Linked DNA regions of Homo sapiens: region 1 is linked to region 2. Evidence: chromatin contacts called from ENCODE Hi-C or POLR2A ChIA-PET data. All regions are on one chromosome and are shown on one strand. Each heading gives the region's core, a stretch centred on a gene start or an enhancer-like site at or near the end of the contact. The rest is flanking DNA. Distances are from core to core; before and after follow the strand shown.

Region 1 (4,096 bases), core at 37-2,536, 35 kb before region 2:
CCTGACTTCATTTATATACATTTTCCCGGTGATTTTCTGGAGTCTATATCCTTCATCAGATTTTCCAAGGGGTGTCTGTCCCCTCAAAAGAATGATTGTCATTATTTGAAAGACTAGTTCCAGACAGATATTTTATACAAATTTTCCCAGCATTGACATCCCTGAACCAAACTGTTTTTCTTCCCAACATTACTGTTTTCTTCCTTTCTGTCGAGTTTGTTGTTTTGTAATATCAGAATCTCCAGCTCACCTGAGTAAATGGTAACAAGGTGCCACCACCTTTGAATTCTCCCAGAATCCACCCCACCCTCCGTCAGAGCCACTGCCAAGGCACTCTTACTGATTTCTCCCACACTGCTGGCTCATTGCAAGTGGGAAGACAGCATGTGGAGTGGGTGTGCGGCTTATTAAAGTGAGAACTCAGGGTCAGGGCAGAACCAGGAAGAGAGCAGTGAGATATCCTGCTACCTAATCCAATTCTCCTTTTTGTGCATTTAGCACCCTCCCCTCCGCCTGCATAACAATGGAAGGAAAGAGGAAGTGGGAAAAAAGAAAGTCATGTAATTGAGTTAGAAGAGGTAATGACCAAGACCCTGGAGCAGAGGGAAAGCGGGTTACAAAAGGTGGGTTAAAGAAATCACAAGAGTATGAAGAGCTGGGAAATTACTAACAAATATTTGCTTGTGTGGGAAAGCAAAAAAGTAAAAACTTCAGTGCTGAATTGGGGCGCTGAGCCACCAGGGAAATTTGAGATTGGCATCAAGGACCGTGTTGAAGCAGGGTGGGCGGAGAAGGAGGGAAAACTACCAGCCAGCTGAGATTTTGCAGCTAGGCTGTGGCCTGATACCGAGTATCGATGCCGCAAGGGAGGGATGAGTCAGTCCTAGCACGTCCAAGTTTAGAATAATAGACTGTTTGCCACTGGGAAGGCAAACACCTTTCCTGTGAGAGGGCTTGCTGACAGTTCCAATGTCCAAAGTCCAATGCCGACCCAGAAAACTGAGGAGGCCCTGGCCCCTGCAGGAAGGGCTCATTTACATGGAGACTGAGTAAAGTGCTGTCTTAAACCCTCCTTCCTTCCCCCACTGGGAGGTTTCAGCCAGATATGCCACCCTTTGTAGGATTTCATAGGGTTGTCTAAAGCCAGGGTTGGCACAGAGCAGAAGCCACAGGGCTAAGTACCAGATTATAATTGTCAATGTCACACCTTACTGCAGAAGCCAGGGAAGGGAGCTAGGAAACTGAAGAGCTTTCTTGGTTATGGGCGGGGCTGTAAATGCAGAGTGTGCCCTGGTGACTCATGGGAGACAGTGAGAAACACTGTGGGGATCTGGTCAACCGGGTACTGATTCCTTTGAGGAAGGTATACTCCACATGCCAACCTGATACTCATGGCTAGTGAAGAGATGGCAGGATTGGGTTGCATCAGCCAGCCTAACTCGACTTGGAAACACAGAAAATAACCCAGAGCAGGTCTCAAGCACTGTGTAACTTTATTAGTTCATAGTGGCTGAACAGCCATGTTTAGGGCCTCTCAGAAGAAAGAGTTTCATCTTTGGGAAGAAATTTGTGTTGGGTGATTTTGTTCATATAATTTTGTGTTTTTTGTTTTGTTTTGGTGTTTGAGACAGGGCCTCACTCTCTCACACAGGCTGGAGTGCAGTGGCACCATCTTAGCTCACTGCAACCTCTACCTTCCTGCCTCAAGCGATCCTCCTACTTCAGCCTCCTGCATAGCTGGGACTACAGGCACGTATCACTCAACCCAGCTAATTTTTTTTTTTTCGAGATGCAGTCTTGCTCTGTCACCCAGGCTGGAGAGCAATGGCACTATCTTGGCTCACTGTAACCCCCGCCTCCCAGTCTCTGCCTCCTGAGTAGCTGGGATTACAGGCTCCTGCCACCACCCCCGGCTCAGCTAATTATTTCTTTCTTTCTTTTTTCTGAGATGAAGTTTCACTCTTGTTGCCCAGGCTGGAGTGCAATGGCACGATCTCAGCTCACTGCAATGTCTGCTTCTGGGGTTCAAGCAATTCTCCTGCCTCAGCCTCTCTAGTAGCTGGGATTACAGGCATCCGCCACCATGCCCAGCTAATTTTTTGTATTTTTAGTAGAGATGGGGTTTCTCCATGTTGGTCAGGCTGATCTCCAACTCCCGACCTCAGGCGATCTGCCCGCCTTGGCCTCCCAAAGTGCTGGGATTACAGGCGTGAGCCACTGCGCCCGGCCTGGCTCGGCTAATTTGCATATTTTTAGTAGAGATGGGTTTTCACCATGTTGGTCAGACTGGTCTTGAACTCCTGACCTCAAGTGATCCGCTCTCCTCGGCCTCCCAAAGTACTGGGATTACAAGCGAGAGCCACGGCGCCCCAGCCTGGCTAATTTTTAAAGGTTTTTGTAGAGATGGGATCTCCCTGTGTTCTCCAGGCTGGTCCCCAACTCCTGGGCTCAAGCAATCCTCCCACTTCAGGCTCCCAAAGTGCTGGAATTACAGGAATGAGCCACTGTGCCTGGCTTTATTTTCCTTACTGTTTAAACAACTTTTCTCTGCAATATATTTTTTCCTGTGCTGGTAGTTGGGACCATGGTAAGTCTTGCCTAGCCAAGAGGTCTCTTTGCCTGAATTTCATCACAGGTAAAGAGAAGGCTGTGAGTTCTCTTTTGTATAAACAGCAATGCTACTTTCCTTCTATATGTGCATACCATTTTTTTTTTTTTTTTTTTTGAGACGGAGTCTGGCTCTGTCACCCAGACTGGAGTGCAGTGGCGCGATCTTGGCTCACCGCAACCTCCACCTCCTGGGTTCAAGCGATTCTGCTGCCTCAGCCTCCTGAGTAGCTGGGTTACAGGTGCCCACCACCATGCCTGGCTAATTTTTGTATTTTAGTAGAGACAGGGTTTCACCATGTTGGCCAGGCTGGTCTTGAACTCCTGACATCAGGTGATCTGCCTGCCTTGGCTTCCCAAAGTGCTGGGATTGTGCACACCTATTTTAACAAAATAGAAATAACATCAAACTAGCCCCAAATGTAGTGCTGTAAACTACAACTATTTAACTTGCCATTCTGTGTCGGCATCAATTTGGGCTGGGCTCAACTGGGCATTTCTTTTGCCATTATAAACTAAGGTCATTCTGCTGTCTTCTGGTGCTGGATATGGAGTGGGTGGTGTTCAGCATACTATCTGGGCAGCTGGGTACCAAAAACAGGAAGAGGGCTGGGCACAGTGGCTTAGAACTGTAATCCAAGCACTTTGGGAGACTGAGGCAGGAGGATTGCTTGAGCCCAGGAGTTGGAGACCAGCCTAGGCAACATGGTGAAACCCCATTCCCACAAAAAAAAAAAAAAGAGAAAAGAAATGAAATGAAAATAATTAGCATGGTGGCATGTGCCTGTAGTCCCAGCTACTCAGGAAGCTGAGGCAGGAAGATTGCTTGAGGCCAGGAGTTTGAGGCTGCAGTGAGCTGTGATCCTGCCACTGCATTCCAGCCTGGGCAATAGAACAAGACCCTATCTCGAAAAATTTAAAAAATAGGCCAGGTACAGTAGCTTACACCTATAATCCCAGCACTTTGGGAGGCCGAGATGGGAGGTCACTTGAGGTCAGGAATTTGAGACTAACCTGGCCAACATGGTGAAACTTGTTGAAACATGTCTCTACTAAAAATACAAAATAATTACCTGGGCATGGTGGTGCATGCCTATAATCCCAGCTACCTGGGAGGCTGAGGCACAAGTATTGCTTGAACCTTGGAGGCAGAGGTTGCAGTGAGCCTAGATCATGCCACTGCACTCCAGCCTGGGTGACAGAACAAGACTCTGTCTCAAAAAAACAAACAAACAAACAAAAAAACAAAAAAAAAGAAAAAGAAAAAGAAAAATTAAAAAATAAGATAAAGCGGGCTGGGCGTGGTGGCTCACGCCTGTAATCCCAGCACTTTAGGAGGCCGAGGTAGGCAGATCTCGAGACCATCCTGGCTAACACAGTGAAACCGCATCTCTACTAAAAATACAAAAACTAGCCGGGCGTGGTGGCGGGCGCCTGTAGTCCCAGCTACTTGGGAGGCTGAGGCAGCAGAATGGTGTGAACCCGGGAG
Region 2 (4,148 bases), core at 1,630-4,129:
TGCCCAGGCTGGTCTCCAACTCTTGAGCTAAAATGACCTGCCCATTCGGCCTCTCTAGGATTACAGGCATGAGCCACCATGCCTGGCCCCTAATTTTTGTTTTTTGATTCTTTTGTGGAGATGGGATCTTGCTCTGTTGCCTGGCTGGTCTTGCACTCCTGGCCACAAGTAAGGCGTCTGCCTTGGCCTCCCTAGTAGCTGGGATTACAGGCATGAACTACCATCCCCAGCCCTCTTGGTTAGCCTTATACTTCCTGATATTTGTTAGTTGCAATTTTGCAGGCTCCCTCTAATTTCAACATTTCTTGTTGCTTATGAGCAGAGAAAGGTAAGCTAAGATTTTGAAAATTTTTATCTCCAGCCTGGACCTTTCACAGGAAATCTGGACTGCTAATTGAAAGCAACACTGGAATATCTAAACAAGCACTTCAGGCCAGGTGCAGTGGGTCACGCCTGTAGTCCCAGCACTTTGGGAGGCTAAGGCAGGCGGATGACTTGAAGTCAGGAGTTTGAGCCCAGCATGGGCAACATGGTGAAACCCCGTCTCTACTAAAAATACAAAACTTAGCCAGGCGTGGTGGCTGACACCTGTATTCCTAGCTACTGGGGAAGCTGAGGCAGGAGAATAGCTTGAAACTGGGGTGGCAGAGGCTGCAGTGAGCCGAGATCGAGCCACTGCACTCCAGCCTGGGTGACAGAGCAAGACCCTGTCTCAAAAAAAAAATAAAATAAAATAAATAGGCCGGGCGCGGTGGCGCATGCCTGTAATCCCAGCACTTCGGGAGGCCGAGGCAGGCAGATCGCCTGAGGTCAGAAGTTCGAGACCAGCCTGACCAACATGGAGAAACTCCGTCTCTACTAAAAATACAAAATTAGCCGGATGTGGTGGTGCATGCCTGTAATTCCACCTACTCGGGAGGCGGAGGCAGAAGAATCGTTTGAATCTGGGAGGCAGAGGTTGCAGTGAGAAGAGACTGTGCCATTGCACTCCAGCCCGGGCAACAAGAGCAAAACTCCATCTCAAAAAAATAAATAAAAGGCCGGGCGTGGTGGCTCACGCCTGTAATCCCAGCACTTTGGAAGGCTGAGGTGGGCCGATCACTTGAGGTCAGGAGTTTGAGACCAGGCTGGCCAACATGGTGAAACCTCATCTCTACAAAAAATACAAAAATTAGCTGGGCATGGTGGCAGATGCCTGTAATCCCAGCTACTCGGGAGGCTGAGGCAGGAGAGTCACTTTAACCTGGGAGGTGGAGGTTGCAGTGAGCCAAGATCGCGCCACTGCACTCCAACTTGGGCAACAGAGTGAGACTCCGTCTCACACACACACACACACACACACACACACACACACACACAAATAAACAAGCACTTCAAATTTATGATGCCCAAACAGTCAGTCTGCTGAATTAGTTCTTTCTAGTTGCTTGTCTTGCAGTCTTTCCTATCTCAGAAAATGGCAACACACTATCCTTCCAGATGCTTAGACGAACACCTTGGAAGCAGCCTTCTCTTCTTGCTTCTCTCATATCTCATGTCCAACCTATTAGAAAATCCTGTTGGTTTTATGTTTCAAACTGTATTCAGAATCCAATCACTTCTCATAACCTCCTCTACTACCATACCAGTCTTAAGTCTCCATCACCTCTCATTTGGATTACTGCAATAGCCTGCTTAACTATCACATGTGGTAGGAGCTCAATAAATAACTGAAGAATGAATAAATGAAATGCCACCCAGGTATGGGTTATCATTGGCTCTTTTGTGTCTCATGGTTAAACTAGAGACCCCTCACCATATTTTGGGAGAGAGCGGAAAGACATAATATTTGGGCAGGAAATACTGTGTGCCCACAGAGGAGGCAATGTGAAGGGAAGTTAACTCGATCATGAAACAGACAGGAGAGAGAAATCAGCAGAACTGTGGCTCTGAGGACTCTGAGTGGGACTCAGCAAAGGCACACCAGGCCACCAAGTGCCCTGTCCCTGCCGCTCTGACTGCCCATCCTTTGCTCCTGTAGAGCTTGACTGGATACCCTGTTTCCCTCTGCTGACCAATTCAACCCAGGGTCCTATATGGTGATCTTCAAGAAGCCAGCCAGAGCTGGCTGGGTGCGGTGGCTCATGCCTGTAATCCCAGCACTTTGGGAGGCCAAGATGGGTGGATCACCTGAGGTTGGGAGTTCGAGACCCGCCTGACCAACATGGTGAAACCCCATCTCTACTAAAAATACAAAAATTAGCCAGGTGTGGTGGTACGTGCCTGAAATCTCAGCTACTCAGGAGGCTGAGGCAGGAGAATCGCTTGAATCCGGGAGGCGGAGGTTGCAGTGAGCCGAGATCGCACCACTGTACTCCAGCCTGGTGACAGAGTGAGACTCTGTCTAAAAAAAAAAAAAGAAGCCAGCACAGGTGAATGACCCTCCCTTAGGACCAAGTGAAGAGAGCAGTTTCCTTCTGAGCTTTGGAGCTGCGTCCTCTAGAGGGAGGGAATTCAGTGGAGCAGCGAAGTTCTTCAAACTGGGGCGAGAGAGGGAAACTAAGGAAGGGTTGTAGGTGTGGCCTGGCCTGGGATCCTTTCTACTCTTGTGCCACTCTAGGGTCCATCCTTCTCCCTCTCCCTATAGGGGAGATGCAGAAGCTGCTCTCTAGAGCCTAGGTCTTCTGCCTGCTTTGGGAGTCCTTCCAGGAGTTTGTAGTTTGTTCCCCTGTCTCTTATTAGCCATTTTTTCAGTAGGTACCTAAGGCCTGGTTCCTTCCTCTTGGTCACTCAGGAGCTCTTCTCCAGACTGGCTAAAGCAGTATGGTTTGGGAAAAGCACTTGGCTGGGTCTCCTACATGTTGAGTTCAATTTCCTCCTTTGGGTGTGTTTTAGCTTCCAGCTGGGATTTTTGCCATAGTAATTATAACAACCACACTCTGCATAGAGACTCTAAAAGCTATATAGGCAAACACATAAATAGAAAGGAATTCCTAAGGCAAGCCAAGTAGTTATCAGAATCTCCACCCCTACCAGAGTCGGAAGCTCTGTACTTGCCTCCTGGTAACTGCTTAGTGAGAATTATTTAGCCAGCTTGGATTCTTTCTACAACCACATTGAAATCAGATATCCTGAGGGAAGGGGAAGGTTTATCCCACCCCAACCCTGTTCCTCTCCAAGCCTTTCTCATCTAGCCAACAGCACTGTCATTCACATGTCTGCTTGAGACAAAAACCTAGAGGTTTGCTTTTATTCTTCCTTGTCCCTCACCTCTCATCTTATCAGCAAAGCTTATTGCCTCTACAAAATGTGCCTGGAGTCTATCTTCTTCTCCTCACTATTGGGTGTCAACTGTGTTCATCTTGGACAATTGCTAACTGATCTCCTTGCTTCCACTGTTGGTTCTTTCTTTCTTTCTTTCATCCTTTCTTCCTTCCCTCCCTCCCTCCTTCCTTCCTTCTTTTCTTTCTTTCTTCCTTTCTTTCCTTTTTTTTTTTTTCCTTTTGATTCAGTCTTGCTCTATTACCCAGGCTGGAGTGCAGTGGCATGATCTCAGCTCACTGCAACTTCTGCCTCCCCAGCTCAAGTGATCCTCCCACCTCAGCCTCCTGAGGAGTTGGGACTACAGGTGCACACCACAATGCCCAGCTAATTTTTGTATTTTTTGTAGAGACAAGGTTTTGCCATGTTGCCCAGGCTGGTCTTGAATTCCTGGGCTCAAGCTCTTCACCCTCCTCGGCCTCCCAAAGTGCTGGGATTACACGCATGAGCCACCGTGCCCAGCATCTGCTTCCACTTTCATACTGCTACGTATCATTCTCCCCATAGCTTCTGGAGCCATCTTTTAAGACAATAAATCCCATCATTGCCTTGCTCACAACCCTTGTTGGCTCTTGCGGCTATGAGGAGAATGAACTCCTACTGAACTTTTGATCATTTCAGACTTCTTCATGGCCCAAGAGGCTTTAATGTGGCTCAGCCTTCCTCTCCAACCACGCTTCTTAGGGCTCTCCCCCTCAGCTACCTGACCGTCTCTGTTCCTCAGTGTGCCAAGCTTGTTCCTGTCTTCAAGCCATGGGATTTGTTGTTGGCTATGCTTAAAATGCTCTATGAAGATTTCCTCATGGCTGACTCCTTGGTATTTAGGCCTGAGTTCAGTTACTATTGCT

The links. Hi-C counts contacts between places; a loop is a spot of excess contacts on that map. ChIA-PET counts read pairs that join two places held with the same protein, here RNA polymerase II (POLR2A). Pooled maps may share reads with other maps.
Region 1: a pooled map shows a loop between it and region 2 (2.0-fold over the local background). The contact joins two enhancer-like sites. A Hi-C loop is called at or near these places in 2 of 168 maps with a recorded cell type or tissue (PC-3 and thyroid gland) and 6 of 50 pooled maps. POLR2A ChIA-PET finds 5 or more read pairs at or near these places in 12 of 52 experiments (AG04449, Caco-2, GM12878 and 9 more).

The regions. Positions count from the first base shown.
Region 1 is chr3:138,862,250-138,866,345 of GRCh38, forward strand. No RefSeq gene overlaps it. Among named protein-coding and RNA genes, the nearest start is that of PIK3CB, 29 kb to the left of the region's middle. RefSeq lists enhancers at 520-1,061, 1,138-1,432. Within about 2 kb of position 1,287, at least 18 of the 41 ENCODE cell types and tissues checked have a DNase peak (open chromatin) inside an H3K27ac peak, as active enhancers do.
Region 2 is chr3:138,895,577-138,899,724 of GRCh38, forward strand. No RefSeq gene overlaps it. Among named protein-coding and RNA genes, the nearest start is that of LINC01391, 46 kb to the right of the region's middle. Within about 2 kb of position 2,880, at least 3 of the 41 ENCODE cell types and tissues checked have a DNase peak (open chromatin) inside an H3K27ac peak, as active enhancers do.